2 separate regions of the Homo sapiens genome follow, and region 1 is linked to region 2. Evidence: chromatin loops called from intact Hi-C (ENCODE). Cell type or tissue: PC-3. All regions are shown on one strand. Each heading gives the region's core, and the rest is flanking DNA. Links, peaks and the distances in the headings are about the cores only.

Region 1 (7,926 bases), core at 1,761-6,760, 140 kb before region 2:
CACAGCATAATGCATTATTTTCTAATTAGTCAAGTGATTTCATCTGCCAAGCAACTCTATAAGCTATAATTCCTCCAACAGTTGTGTTGGCTGGATCAGCTATCATTTATGCATCACAAGAATTCTACTTTCTGGGACAACATCAGTCACTGGGTCTCTGACTTCAGACTTACTCAAACTTAGCAACAACACATATGTGTATCTGAATAAATGTATAAAATATAAGTTATACCATATTATTTAGGGTGAGACAAAGGTCATGATACAATTGCATGGTTTTATTATAGAAAGAAAATTGAAATATGAAATAGTAAAATACGTAATGTCTTTGAAGCACAGCCATGAACCAAATCCTACTATTATGAAGCTCTCTGTCCAATAATACAACATGTCAATTTTAAAGCACTAAATAACCCTGGTATGTGGATGAGCACATAGTAGGCACTCGGTAGAGGCTTGGCAGTTGATTGTCCAGTGGGCAAGATCCAAAACCTCACTAGGTCTCAATTTTCTTATTTGTAAACTGAGGATAATAAAGTTCTATCAGAGGTTGATGTGAGAAGTAAATAAAACAATGTATATTGAGTACTTAGTACAGTAACTGGAACATAATGAGTGTTAAGTAAATGTCAAATAATGATAATAATAATAGCAACAACAACAAAGATAACGGTAGCATTCTAATGAAGCCATTTTGACATTATAATGATGACAATAATGATAGACACTATAGTATAGTGGTTAAGGGTGAAGGCTCTGAAGTAAGAGAAGTTTGGAGTACCAATCCCTGCTTTGCTACTTCTAGCGAATCCTCACTGTTCTCACCTGTAAAATGGGGATGCTAGTAGCATAGGTACTCTTCACAGGAGGTCTACTGGTTAACATTTCCCCAAGAGAATGTTTGTAGATTTCCAATACCAAAGTTTGTACAAAGCCTTCAGCTATTGTTTTTGTAGGAAAAAAAAATCTTATTTACATTTCAATTCCAAAATTCAATGGGATTTTAACAAAACTATGTGTGAACAAACTCTCATGTTACATTCCAAATATAACTGGTTGGTGGGCAGAACTACGGGGAGATATTTTGTCCACTGTCCATGTGGGATGTTGCTGTCACTAAGCAAGCCATCAGTGCTACTGCACACAAAACAACTGCTGAGTAACAACCAAACACTTGTGGGGTGATCAGGAAACGATTCTAAGCATTTGTAGTATCCTAGCATGACGGTTTCTTATATGTAGGCTTTTCATTGAGGTTTAATTATTTTGAGGAAATTGGTTGGGGGTTTGGGGTTGGAGCACAATGCATTGTAATCTTTGTTATTTAAAACAAAAGGAAGTAGACTCGTCATCAGCTCTTTTAGTCAGAATATAGAATTTTCAGTAACTGGTCACTGACATTAAGGGGAAATGTCTATAGTAACCTCACAGGATCGTTCTGAGGAATAAATGAACAAAAGCATGCACAGCTCTTAGCAGAGTGAAGCCTGCACGCACTTTTGCCCACCTACATGCATGCACACAGCCTTCATGAAATGCTAGTCATTAGCAAATGTTACCATCCACAGGCCAGGGGCTGGCTAGCTATGTAGTAGCTAAAAGCACCAATTCCAGGCAGTGAATCCTGCCACTGCTGTGTGACAGCAGGTAAGCTTTTAACCATTTTACATCTTAGTGTCCTCGTCTGCTAAATGGGAATAGCAGTACCAAGCTTGTGTGGTTGTTTGAGAATCAAATGAATTACATGGACAGTAGCTGGCACGCTGTGAGTGCTGCTTAAGTGTATGTTTTTACTACCACCATGACTCCTGCTGCACTCGTGCTATTTCATGGAGTCGGGCTTTTTGAACCATCACTTTTTGGTAGAAAAGGCAAGCAAATGGCTGCCTCTCTGACTCCTGACTACACTGATTGTACAGTGCTGGTAGTCATTCTCCAGAAAGGCCAGGTTTCAGACACTATCCCTCTGTCCCCAAGATGCTAGCTCATTGGAGGGAACATTAAATGCCTGCTGAATACAAGAATGACTCTCTTGAGTAGTGTTTTCAAACAAATAAAATAGAATAAAATGGACCAAAAAATGTGAGAACCTCTGTCCCTTACGACACATTTGTTTCTTGCCTTTCAGATGGAGGGTAAGGTGAATTTTAGGTGCTCCAGGCCCAACAGTAACAACACAGAAGAGGCACGTGGTGGGAACATCATTCTCTTCCCAAATCTTTTTCAGTGCGTCTGTTTTGTAAGAAGGACATCTTTGTTTGATAGCAGGGAGTTTCTAACACCTTTCTATCTTTTTCACTTCTTTCTCTCATTTGCTCTCCTCTCCTTTTAAGCTGAAGAGGCCAGACACAAAGCTCATAGGATCTGGCTACAATTTGGCAACACTTTTTATTTTCATGGTTCTGATTTTTACAACAGATTTCTCTGTATGGCAAGTCATTCTGGTTTTCAGTTTATAAAACTTTCTTTTCATATTTAAATTATTTGAATTTCAAAAAGTGAGTCCCTTGACATGAAATAAAGATTTAAGTATACAATAGCTTAGGTTATAAGTGGATGCGGCACAAGCATGCAGATGGAATATAAAAAACTAATGATGGCATAACAGCTACATTTATGAAGAAATTGCTGCGTTCCAGATGCTGTCCTGCTTAATATGAATTAATTAATTTAATAGTAAAACATGACAAAATTAAAAAATAAACTATGAGGTATGAACAGTTGTTATCTGTTTTGCAGATGGTGAATGGAGGAAAAAGAATGAGGGTAAATTGCCCAAATTCATCCACTGAGTATGTGGCAGAACCAAAATTTGACCTTGGGCTGTCTGGCTCCAGCATGTATATGTTTAACTGCTCTGTGAAGTTCAGCCAATGAAAAAAAATAAGAAAGGTCTTTGGGTCAGGCTGAGATAGGCAGCACACGTGATTTGAATAAGCCTGATAATTGCACCATCTCTAATTCTAATTGTCTGGGCCCAGTTACAATGGAATGAGTCCAATACTCTCAATGGTGAGACTCATTTGGCTCTGATCCTTTCTGGAGATGAAATTCTTTTTCCTTTGACAATTGTAGGGCACTCCATGCTGATATAGTGATAAACCGTTGGGTCTATTTGCAGCACGACTATTGGCTGGAAATTGCTTGATGTGCTTTTGGGAAACGTGAATTATCGTGTAAAGCCATGGCCACATTTAATTTAAATAACATGGCTAGAACTTACTTTGTCTAGAGTGCTATGGAAAACACCACATATATGTGCAGTTGCTACTATTTATCTATGGAATTTCAAACCAATAACTGAGGCTGCTTGCAATCTACCGGATACTGTTTTTGTTGTTGTTGTTGCTGTTGGAGACAGAGTCTCACTCTGTCACCCAGTCTGGAGTACAGTGCTGTGATCTCGGCTCACTGCAACCTCCGCCTCCTGGGTTCAAACGATTCTCCTACCTTAGCCTCCCAAGTAGCTGGGATTACAGGCACGCGCCATCATGCTTGGCTAGTTTTTTTGTATTTTTAGTAGAGATGGGGGTTGCACCATGTTGGCCAGGCTAGTCTCGAACTCCTGGCCTCAGTGATCCGCCCACCTTGGCTTCCCAAAGTGCTGGGATTACAGGCGTGAGCCACTGTGCCTAGCCATACTGGATACTGTTTTAACTCTTAGGCATTCAGAACTCACATCTTACAAAGCTGTAGGTATTCAAGGATCACTGAGCTCAGTTTGGCTGATTCCTTCTTTTACAAGAAGTGAAAAATGAGGTTCCAGAAGCAGACACTGCCTGCCGTGGGTCCCACAGAGAGTGACTCATCACAATCATCATTAACTCACACAGTAAACCACCACCACCTTCACCATCAATCTTCACTATGCACTTACTACATGCCAAACCCTGTGCCAGGCCCTTAGCATGGGCAGAATCTTCATCACCATAGAATAAACAAGCCCTTGCTACTGTCCCATTTTGCAGATGAAGAAACTAAAGCTCAGAAACGAAGACACGTGCCCAAGGTCACACTGCAGTGAGTGATGGGGTCCAGATGCGAGCCTGGCCCTCACATCCTGGAGCCCACACTGCTGTGCCTCCTATCCCAGTTACACCGATGTCACCATGACCTATCACCCACTCACAATGAAGCACCCAAGGGAGCGTCCGCACAACTGAATTTCTTTAATTTTCCCTTAGCAACAAATGTCCCTGATGAGAAAAACTGACTTGGGTTCACAGTAATTATGTGCAGACAATTGGGATTGAATAGATTTGCCATTTGAAAAGCCTTCCTCTTCTTTTGTTTCTGTGAATGCACCCCTGTTCACAACCGGGTGCCAGCAAGCTCTGTTCTCTTTGTGTAACTTCACCAAAATGATACCTTTGTGATAATCAAGCAGAAATGGGCTTCCACAGTCCCCTTCATTAAGGAAATGGAGCAGATAAACAGTGTAATTATGGATTCCATTTTTAGCTAAAACAAAGATGTATGTCTCAGCTCAGGGTCTTTATCTTTTGAGGGAATGGTAAATTTAGAATGAAGAAACCTTGCAAGCCAATAGCATATGGTGCCTGGAACATTTCCCTCCTTACGCTGGGTCTGGGATTTATATTTACATTTAATAAGATATCCCAATGACAGCAACCCTGTAGATGGACGAATTCACCTTTGCTTGTTTTCTTTTCTTCATCCATAAAATGGAAAAAGTCATATTGATGCCCAGCAGAGGGCTGTCAGCTGGAATGAGACAATTCCAGTGCAGTAGCTGCAGCTCTCGCTGTCGTCATTAGCTGAGGGAGGTCTTGGCTTAGGTCTGAGTCCACTGCCTCTTAGCTGTCTGACTTAGGTGCTTCAGAGAGGCTTGGTGGCAAATTCTAGCAGTCCCCACCCCTCAGGTATGTTGAACAGATCTGAAGATAATCTATGTGCCAGCTCTCTGGAAATGGCAAAGCACTTATGTATCAGCACACCATGCATCAATGATGCAATTATGTGACAAGGTCTCTCTGTAGTCTGTGGAAAGGAGGTCTCACAGTCTGGCAGTGGGAGTCAGAGGACATGCTGAAATGATCTATTTGGGGTCCTTTCTACAAAGCTCCTTAAGACAGAAAATAGAGAACTGAAGCACCATATTATTCCTTTCAGCTAAAAATTGGACCACTTTTGGTCCAGCTGGGGTGGGGGTGGTGAAATTGCAGAATGGGAGCCTTCACAAGTATCTCTCAACGTCATGGGTGCACAGACCATACCTGGCTCCCTTAGTCACTGTCCCCTACTCTGCACCCCTTGGTCTAGGCCACGGTTTCTCAACAGTGGCATTATCGATACTTTGAGTGGGATATTTCTTTGTTATGGGGGCTGTCTTGTGTTTTGCAGGATATTTAGCTGCATCCCTGGCCTCTACGCACCAGATTCTAATAAGAACCCTCCTCCCCCATGCTATGACAGCAAAAATGTCTCCAGCCATTCCCCTGGGAGGCAAAACTGCCCCCATTTGAAAACCACTGTTCTAGGCAAAGATCATAGTGAATGGCATTCAGTAAAAACTCTAGAATCCATAGGACCAAAATAACAGTATGACTAGATGTCTGTGGTGGCAGGTCACAAAGAAGGGAAACAGGTCAAGGCCAGGATGAGGGAAGTGGGAGTGAAAGCAGACATGAAGAGAAGGGAGCGTCTTCACTAGGTATGAAGAAGAATGCCAAAAAGAAAACCACTGAAAACAACAAGCCTGCTGCCTTCAGCCCTGTGCAAACTCCTAAGAAATAACCAGACATTTCGGTTAAAAAAAAAACCACCACCACCCAAAGCATGAGCGCCCACCCACCATGCATGGAGTACTTGCACAAGGGCTTGGCACGCATTGCTTAATTCACCTCTCACAACCATATTATGTCTATTGTTTCCTCTGTTGACAAATGGAACCAAAGTCCAGAGAGACCAAGTGACTTGCCCAGAACCTCACAGCAGGCAAGAAGCAGAGAAAGGCTACCCAGGGTGCCTAACCACTAGGTTCCAAAGCCGCTCCGGCCTCTCAGAGCTCACAGTCTGATTCAGAGGGAGAGGGGATTTGTCCCCAGGTCACTGGTGCCGCAGAGACAGCAGCCATTTAACCAACTTGCAACTCATTTTCCTGGGCTCTATTGATTTTATTTTTTTTAAATCTCATTTTTTTTCACTCCTATTAGTAAAATTGTGGAAAAGTGAGTCAAATAAGAAAAGCGAATGGTAAAAGATAACCAAGTGCGCATTTAGTAGGTTCTTCCTCATCTTTCTTTTTTCAAATCATGTGCAATTTTAACAAAAGCAAGTTGACACTACAGGTAAGATTTCCTTTCGGGGACATGATAGTCTTCTTTTCCTAACTCATATGTTGGTGTTTGTTTATTGACTCCCTATTTCCCATACCAACTACTGACCCTAATTAGCTCCATATCTCCTTCCTCCCACCATTTTATGTGTTTTTGTGTATATACGGTTTTGTTTCCTGGGTTTTGTCTTGTTTTGTTATAATTTCATGAGCATTTTTTTAATTTCATCAAAAAGTTTTCAGAAACAGAATCATTTTTCTTTCTGTGGATGGGTTGTAATTTATTGTAAAATGGTCTTTAGTGTTAGACATTTAAAGAGTTACCAGTATTTGCGATTATAAATTCCCTGGTGATGATCATCCTATCATAGAAACCTTTGTTCCCATCCAGGTTTATGTCCTCAGGCTGAATTTCTATAAGTGGGATTTGGGGCACTCACTGTCACTCAGAACTCAACCCAGCAGGGAGGAGCAAAATTGGGTCCCAGTCCTGGGGGTCACCAGACCAATGTGCATGTGTGTGGATGAAAGCAGCACACAGGGGCCCTGCTCCACTGGGCTGTCAGCCTCCCAGGGCAGAGCCAAGCCTGGACAGGCATGGATTAGGCTCCCAGTTATCAGAGAGCAAACTATGCGGGCATCAGCAGGGGCAGAACTCAGCAGATTCTGCTCCATCTCATGTTCTAAGCAGAAATCAGAGAGTTCCTGGATTCCGGCAAAACGAGCCTATGTGTAAGTTACAAAGCCATGACTATAGTGACCCTAATGGTCATGCCTAGCACCAGAAAGATTTGTTAGGATATTGAATCAGCAAAGATAAAGCACCTACTGTGTGCTCAGCACCAGTTAGGTGTTAAGAGAGAACAATGTTTAAGACACAGCTCCTACCATCAAGAAATTCTAGGTTAGTGTAAAACACAAACAGTGAGGCAATAATGGTAAAGAAGAGATAGGATAACGCATGAGCTGACTGGGGCAGGAGCAAGAAGAAAATGTTCATTCTGCCTGAGGGAGTTGAGGGAATCCTCACAGACTGGGATCTTAAGGGAAAGGAAAGGGAATGTTAGATTAAAATAGATCCAGCACCTGGGGCAATGCTGATATGTGACTAATCAATCTCTTTTTTAAAAGACAGACAGTTAGAAATAATAAGAATGGTAATAGCCTACTAGTCCCTGGCCTCCCAAGTAGGAAAATGAACATGAATGAAGGAAAGAAAGAACAGAGTGTATCTGAGAAATAGCACATGAGTGGGCAGGCCTGGGGCAGACTGCTGGAGCCAGCGTTCATTAAGGATCACTGGATTTGGAGGCGATCATCATCATTGTCATGGTCACAGTGTCACCACCATTATAATTACGGATACTCTTTCTTTTATTTATTTATTTTCCTTCCAACTTTTATTTTAGGTGTGGAGGGTACATGCAGGTTTTTTATACGGGTCAACTGCATGTCTCGAGGGTTTGGTGTACAGATTATTTCATCATCCTGGTAGTGAACGTAGTACCCGATAGGTAGTTTTTTCATCCTCACCCTCCTCCCACCCTCCACCTCAAGTAGGCCCCAGTGTCTGCTGTTCCCTTCTTTGTGTCCATGTGTACTCAGTGTTTACCTTACTTATACATGAG
Region 2 (7,926 bases), core at 1,123-6,122:
TCCATTCTCTGCCTCAGTTTCCTCACCTGTACAATGGAGATAAAACACCCATTTCATAGGTTCACTGTGATAAATAAATAAGTTCACTCATGAACTTAGAATGGTACTGGTGTACAGGAAGAGCTAATATATGGCAGTTATTATTTTTATGAGTTTTTTTCTATTAATAATCACATTCAATGTGGAAAGCTTGGGAATGACTGGAAGTTAATAGGAACAAAACAAAAAAATCACCCTCAATTCCTTGTGCCATCTCTGAGAATTTATAACCAAAGGATAAACGCTATTTTTAAGATAATTTTCCCTTCCCAGAGGGGATCTACACTGGCAATTCAGACTGGGCTATGCATGTCTCAAAATCCCCTGCTGGCACACGGGTCCGCCAAAGATCTGCCCTACTTATTGTATTCCTGCCCTGATGCCTAACTCATCCTGCAGAGTGGGACAGAAGTCCTGCTCATACTGCTATAAATAGTTTTAAATTGTTGTCTTTTTTTCTTTTAATTTTAGCCAGTCTATTTTATATACATTGTAACAGTATATATGAACTTACTTCATTTTTGGAAGTATGCAGGTTATAACTGTGGTTACTAAATTCAGGAGCCTACTTCCTAGAGAAGTAGAACTCACCTTCCAAGAAATTCTCTGCATCTGGGCAGACTCTACTGCTTCTTCCTCAGTGGGCTGTGCTTACATGTTCTTTCCTAGATTTCAACCTAAACCCTGTCCTCTGCTACTCAGGTGCAAATCCCAAGGCCCAGCACATGGATATGTAAGATTTTGTGCAGACTTCACAATGATGCTTTCTGTAGATTCCAGAATTCTCCAATTAGTGACATGCAAATCCCCAGGAGAGAAATGGTGGTTTGGGTTTTCCCAAGTCAAATATGTTGATAGAGAAGGAATTCACATTCCAAATGCACCATATTCCAAGGCGACAAGTTAAGAGACTCAAACCAAAGACGTAACCAGAGAACAATTTGTGCAGAACAAAAGCACTGGACTTGCTTGAGATGTCCAACTCTGAAGTTGGACAGACAGAACGCAGTCCTGGGTGTCATGTGGAGGTGAAGAACACACACGTGAGGCTGCGAATCCAATGCCTGCAGCTCCAACGAGAAAGCAAAGTAGGATGAGGAGATACAAAGTGTTCCCAAACTGTGATTACTAAAGGAGACATTCGCTCACTGAAAATTAGCTGGGGCACAGGTGATGACTGGAGTGAGCTGAGTCATACATCTCTTCAAGTAGCATGCAAAAAGGGAGACGATTCAGTGAGGTCACAAACAAGCAAACAACAAAAAAAATAAATCAACAGATAAAGTGAAGAAGGAAGAGGAAGGGCAACAATGGAAAGTCCCCTCCAAAGATTCCTAGCAACTGTAAATCCACAGGACATTCATTCATGACAGGGTCCCCTGAGGACTGAGGAGGTCAGAATAATACTAACAATGGCTACCACTTGTAGAATGCTTACTTACTCCCCAGAACAGTGCAAGTACTTCTCTGTTTTTCAATCTATTAATCCATTTAATCCTCAGAACAGCTCTATGAGGTGGGGACAACTGCCATCACACTCATTTTCTTGGGGAAAAATAAAACAAAGAACACAAAATAAAACTGAAGTCTAGAGAGGCATAATCACTCACCCAAGACAAACATCCGGCAAGCAGAGAAGGCGGGATTTGAACCTGGCAGGAGTCTAAAACCTGAGTGGCACTCCTCACAATTGCGCTAAGCCAGGGTGGGCACATTAGGTGCAGGACAGTCCTAAGAACTGACCGGATCCTTGTGACAGTGTTTAAGGAATAAGAAGATAGAAAACTCGACCATGCTATTGAGCTGACACTATGTCAGCTCATTGGCTTGCGGGGAAAAGGGTATGGAGGAGGAAGGAGCTTTTATCAAATGGCAAAGTTATTTTGTCTAAACTTGGGTTTAAGTAGACTTAGAGCAGATGAAGAAGAAAAGAGGCTAAGTTTCTAAAACAGGTATGGCTCTCACATTTTACCAGCAAGGATGAAAATGAGAGATTTATGCTAGTTGAGCTGGTGACAAAGTGCAGAGCGTGTGGAAAGAAGGAAAGCTGCAGCGGAAGCACTGTGATGCTGGCCCCCTGTTCTGGAAGGCATGAGAACCCAGGCTGGGCTTTCAAATGGTTCTCCTCAACATCCCTTTGGAGAGCAGGATGCAGTGAGAGATGGAAACAACGCCAACTCAACAGTGGAACTTAAGAAAGGACCCTAGACGAATCTGGGAGGGTAGGGCAGAGAAACGTGGCCTCAGCACAGACACACTCTTAGAAAAAGGGAAGAGTAGGGACCCAGATGGAAACACCTGGGAAGTTATGATTTAATTAAGGAGAGTCCACCTGGATTCACACAAAGGCAGCCGTGTCTAAGAAATCTGATTTATTGAGGAAGTACCAAGAAGACCTGACAGGGTTAAGTCATGGGTATAAGGAGAGCTTTTGATAGAGCACCATAGGCTGAATCTACGTGGGGAAAAAGCATGGGGTGCAATTGCAGCAAGGCCAGAGCAGAATGAAAGGCTGGGAAGGTACAGGAAATGGGCAGCCGACCAAGCAGGAGAAAAGTGAGCCTGCAGAGCCCTGGGCTGTACTCTGAAAACAAGGGCTGTGCCAATGAGGTCCTGACAGGTGAATTCTTGCTGCCCAGGAACCTGCCTGCTTGGCCTGCAGGCACCCTGACTTTGCACCAGGCAGAGCCTGCTGTTGCCCAGCCAGGTTCCACTGAAGATGTCAGGGGCCATCCACTGTACTGGGAAGAAGGCTGGAGTCATCAGCTGCAGAGGGGACCAGCGTCCGCAGGGGGATGGTTTTAGTAGACTGCACAAGCAGCTGGGGTGGCTGGCCTGTCTGCAACTGGTCCGACTGACCGGCTGAAGAGTTATAAAACTCCACACATGGTACAAAGGCCCCTTGTCTCCACGTCCCTCTGGTAGCCAGGTGTCCCTTCAGTGGGCCTCTTGGCCAACTCCTGGGATCGCCCCCAGGTACAGAAGTGGGTACAATGCAGGTCCTTCTCCACGAGGCCTGAAAACAAATCACTTACCACGTCATCTCGGTCTTCCCACTCCACCTCAGAGAGGTCAACGCTACTATAGTTAGGTTTCCTTCGCTTTTTTCCTTCTTCGTACTAGCAAGGGGAAGAAGAAAAAGAAAAGAAAAACAAAAGTCCGTGAAGTCATCAGCCAGGGCAATCTTTACCTTCCCAAGTCCTGTTTCATGGACAGGGCTTGGGAGTGGACCGATGAGGGTGAGAAGCCCAGCAGGGTGACAGTCCTAGGGACTTTTAATGACAGGAAAGCCAAGGTCAGATGCCTCTAAACATTGGCTCCAAGTTGGGAGTAGAAAAGTTAACTCTTTGCTTGATATGAATTTACCTTGTAGACTTCTTGGTTTCCAAAACACCAGATGCAAAGGAAAATCTGTCCCCTCCTTGAATGGGGGGTGTGTGTGTGTGTGTGTGTGTGTGTGTGTGTGTGTGTGTGTCTCCACCTATATGGTATACATGTAAACAATGTAAATTCTGTAAATCATAGCAGACTAGTTAGCAGTTGGATTTGTCTTCCCATTGAATGGTGTGTGTGTGTGTGTGTGTGTGTGTGTGTGTGTGTGTGTGTGTGTGTGTATCCCAAAGCTGCTAAAACTCAGTCCGTGATACGAGAAAGGGCTTCTTACTTACATTTACCAAAGAATCTAGTCATATCCCCCTATACTTTATAATTCTCTCTCCTCTACCTTTTGTCTCAAACCTACCCGTACTCCTTAGCTAGGAAGCAAAAGCACTGATCTCCAGAGCTGGGGCTGGGCTCAGCATACTGGTGGCATTTTGCAGACACACAGAACCATCTATTCGCTGTCACACTGGCCACAGCAGTACTGAACTAAGCATGGCTCCTTTACCTGGAGTAGATGAGGGTATTGGGAATCATAGCCAGATGTAATGGCTGTTAGGGCATTTCTCCGGAAAAGCTGATGAGTGCATGAATAACTGGGGAAGTGGTTTTAGTTTTCTCCCCTAAATCACTGGTGTTAGTCACCCTGCAAGCCTACCATTTTATCGACCGGACGTTCTTGTGTCTGGACATTCTTGTGTCTTGAGGCCTTTCATGCTGGTTGTGGGGTGTTTATAATGTAGGAAAGTCTGCCCTCTGCTGCAGGCTAAGGATTAGCAACCCCTTTACACGTTCATCAGTTACGGTTAATGGCACATTGGAAAAATATATATGCATGTATACTGCTTTCTTTTTCACTTTTCTCTCCAGCTTGGTCATCTTTTGATTTAACTGGAAGGTTCTAAGTGAGATGCAGGGTCAGTCTAAGTGTTTTAAGACCCCAAAACCATAGGTTGCCATTTTTGACACTGATCAGCTACTATGGAGACAGGTGCTGAGGCCATACTGGGCATGAAGGAGAAAACTGCCACCCATATGTTGAACCAGACAAGTGTAAACTGACCCCCAGTGGGATGAGGGGAGGGCCAGAAGGGGTCGATCTTGCACCACTGTGGTGCCAAACAGGGCCAAGTGTCCACGCATGCACTCTTTTCTTACCTGTCAACTGCATTTCAGGAACTCTGCGACCTCTCTGGAGACTCCCCCTCCTCACCACTACCTAGGATGGTGCCTAGCCTCCTATGGCCAGTGGGCTCTTACCACCCTGATCAACGGTGAGCCCACCCCACTACTCTTAGGTTTTCAATTAACAGACATTCACGGTCAGTTTTATGACATCAGATCCACTCCAGATGAAGGGGAAGGAAAGTGGTTCCCTCAGAAGCCACTGTAAACAATAGCAGATTAGCAGTTGGATCTTGTTAAGGAAAGTTCCTGTGTGCATGGAAGCCCTGGTCCTTGTGAGATGCAGTCTTGGGCTGAACAGAAAAGAACAGCAACGAGGTCAACCGGAGTTGTCAGCAGCGGTGCCTTGCCCCTCAGTGTGGAGGAGTGCGGGGCAGGGATAGTAGTGTCCCCCTGAGGACTTAGAGTCAGACAGTCGTTCTGGACCTCTGTTACCTAAGAACCATTACTGAGAACTATTAGGTACCCCAGAAACTCACACAGCCCAGATCCTGAACTTCACATGCAGAACTTTCGTAATTTCTTGGGTAGCCTGATACTGGATCTAAACTGTCTATTTTGAGGAAGTTCTTTCTTTGGTCACTTCAAAGTGCTTCTTTATTCATTTATTCAATGCACATTTATTGTATACCTACTACTAAGTGCAAGGCACTAAAGATACAAAGTCAATTAAACAGTGCTTCACTCTTTCCCAAGGACTTACTTGTGGTTTATCCTTCTTAATTCTGCTTCTTTAAGGTCAATTTATTGCCCATAATGCATTTGGGAAAACAGGTTCTCACAAGTTAAATAAATTAAATCACAAGTTAAATAAGATCGCATAGCTTGTATGGTAGAGGACACCCCACCCAACACCAGCCTCTGTCAAATTTTCATGTCTAAGCCTCATGTTATTTCAACCACTGTTAAAGAGCTTTGAAAAAAGACTACAAGCTCCAGAGCAACAAATGTTCCTTCGTCCTCAAAAAAAGTGTCCACGTGTCTTTTTCAGAGGAGAAGGTCACAGTGGCTCTGCCGTGTCACACCACTCACATCACATTGGGTGTGTGATCCTGAGCCAGGTATCCAGCTACTCCAAGCTTCCTTCGTCAGTTACAAAATGGGTAAAAACAATAGCACCTCCATGGCAAAGAAAGGTTGAGAGTATTAAATGAAATATTGTATGTAAAATGGCAAACACATTCCCAGGCACAGTAAAATATTTTAATATTCAGCTAGCAAGATTCCTGAGAGTCATGCATTTTGTGGAATGACACAGGCTCATTGAATAAAATTGGCTAATATCTCATTTTCCTGAAATGAAGAAGACCATTCAATAATTTTACTGGTCACCATTCTGCAAACCATAGGCAGACAGAAGCTGTTTGTTGACTATGATGGTGTCAGACAATCACATTCATATGTCTCTGCTTGGTGTGGAGCTTACAAGTTTGAACTGAAGACTCTCCTGGCCGAAAATTCATACCTGCGCTAAAGAACCCAAGTCATTTTAGATGGTATTTGGCAAAGGTGGAATCAGCAGAGAATTCTTGACTTCTGATCCTCCCCAAATGTCTTTATTCGTTTTTTATAATCTCTCAATAAATACAGTATATTTCACCAAAAAGGTATTCAAGATACTTGGAATGATTAGAGAGTGATGGAATAAAAGATTTCCCATCATACTAGCCCATGAGCCACCATATTCCAGCAAGTCTCTATAGTCTAATTTCATGGCAAGATACAGATCGGGGGTAGGGATACTTCCTCTGGAACACTGTTTAAGAATGCCCTTCTACAATGTCTGCTTAGCCAGGTACGTAAAATGGGTATGAAACACTTTTCATTTGGGTCTTTTTTAGAGAATAAGCTCCTTTAGAATATAAACAGTCATGCAGCAGAGTGATTAATTTGAGTGAGAAAAGGAAAAGTCAGTGGGCTGTTGCATAGATATAACAGGCCAAGAGCTATGAGACAACTCTAATGTACTAAGCCTAAATCCACCTACCTCTTTTCCCCTACTAAGAAACTACATTAAAAGGCCAGAGAGTGGCACTCCATTAGGAAGGTTCCCATGCTTTGGCCTGCCACCACCCATTCCCCATGTTTTCCAGGTTAATCACCTCGGTTTTCCTGTAGGGAACTCCTTGGGCACCACTCCCATTAAGCATAATTCTAGTGAAGGTACAACCATCCTTCATGTGGCCTGATCAGTGGGGGAGGCCCACATCGCTCCAGGATGTCACTGGTTCAGAGGTGGGTACATAACCCACGCAAATTCAAATGAGATTCAAGAGATTCAATTTGGGATGCATTCCTGGATTTATCCAGGAAAAGAGGAGTTGCTAAGGTGCCAGGATGGGAGCTTGGAATAGCTCATGGCCATCTCTGCCACTACTTGGAGAGAGTCTTCCTGGGCATGAAGCCAGTGCAGGGAAAGCAGAGAAAAGATATGAAGAGAGTCCTGAAAAGGTGGTGTGTGCACCTGGATCAGGCTGTACCTGAAATCCTTGGATGTTTCATGTATCAATACTTTATCTCCATATTATCCCCCTTCCCTTTTAAAGGCCTTTTTTTTTTTTTTAAAGCTGGCTTAGATCTTAAGCATTGAGTAGTCAACAGAATTCCAACTTGTATATATTTAGTTCCTTTATTTTTTTCTTTTCAAATGAATGGCTTTTAAAGTACATGTTATGTGAAGTATTCACAAACACTGGTGCTTCCATGATTATTGAGGAACATGTGATTTATAAAATGCCTCACTGTTTTCCAAGATACACGATTGCGTCTGGGCACAGTTGATTTCTCCTTGCCTACTCCCCCTCGCCCCTCACCCCCATGAGTGACAGAAAAAGAACTAAATTCTCATATGTCCAACTCCCATGCCCAATCTCCCTTCTCCCATGCAGTTTTAAAAGGGGACAAATCCCAGGTCCCTCGGCTCCACCACTTCTTCTTCTTCTGCGTGAGGAGTTGGTTACCGGGGCCTAAGCATCGTGTATGGCATTTGTTAGTGTATCTATAATCTGTAACTTCCTTTGAAAATGTGATTAACTAATTGCAAACGGTTTCCAAAGGTTTATAAACAGATACTTTGAGAGCCACAGGTAGGTTTGTAGTTTTTGGTGCCTGTTTTACGAAAAAAATCTGTGGGGGAGAGTTTAATAAGGAAAGATATTCTGTGCTATGAAATACTTCGAGGTGGAGTTTCAAATAAAGGCCAGATGTGGGGAACACACAAACAAGCCCTTGGCCTAGCAGGATGGGACGAGAGGGCACTCATCCGAGGAGCAAGCTGGAACCAGGACTTGCCTGCAGCACAGAGCCTTCCTGGCCATATTT

Evidence for each region. Peaks named below come from ENCODE experiments on the same cell type or tissue, not always from the same donor. Only the 100,000 strongest peaks of a DNase experiment are listed, where the experiment ranks them.
Region 1: it touches region 2 in a loop (20-fold over the local background); 7 of 110 quality-filtered maps call a loop at or near these places.

Annotation. Positions count from the first base shown.
Region 1 is chr3:55,010,160-55,018,085 of GRCh38, reverse strand. All of the region lies in intron 34 of CACNA2D3 (calcium voltage-gated channel auxiliary subunit alpha2delta 3), which reads right to left. Among named protein-coding and RNA genes, the nearest start is that of LRTM1, 86 kb to the right of the region's middle. In PC-3, for the core only: a CTCF peak has its summit at 4,723 (motif pointing right); no DNase peak of the experiment used is centred there; H3K27me3 peaks cover 468 bases.
Region 2 is chr3:54,866,771-54,874,696 of GRCh38, reverse strand. It overlaps CACNA2D3 (calcium voltage-gated channel auxiliary subunit alpha2delta 3), which reads right to left. Exons shown (of 38, transcript NM_018398.3): 18 at 3,075-3,158. It overlaps CACNA2D3-AS1 (CACNA2D3 antisense RNA 1), which reads left to right. Exons shown (of 7, transcript NR_046666.1): 7 at 1-92. Among named protein-coding and RNA genes, the nearest start is that of CACNA2D3-AS1, 31 kb to the left of the region's middle. In PC-3, for the core only: a CTCF peak has its summit at 4,173 (motif pointing left); a DNase peak (open chromatin) is centred at 4,106; H3K27ac peaks cover 647 bases.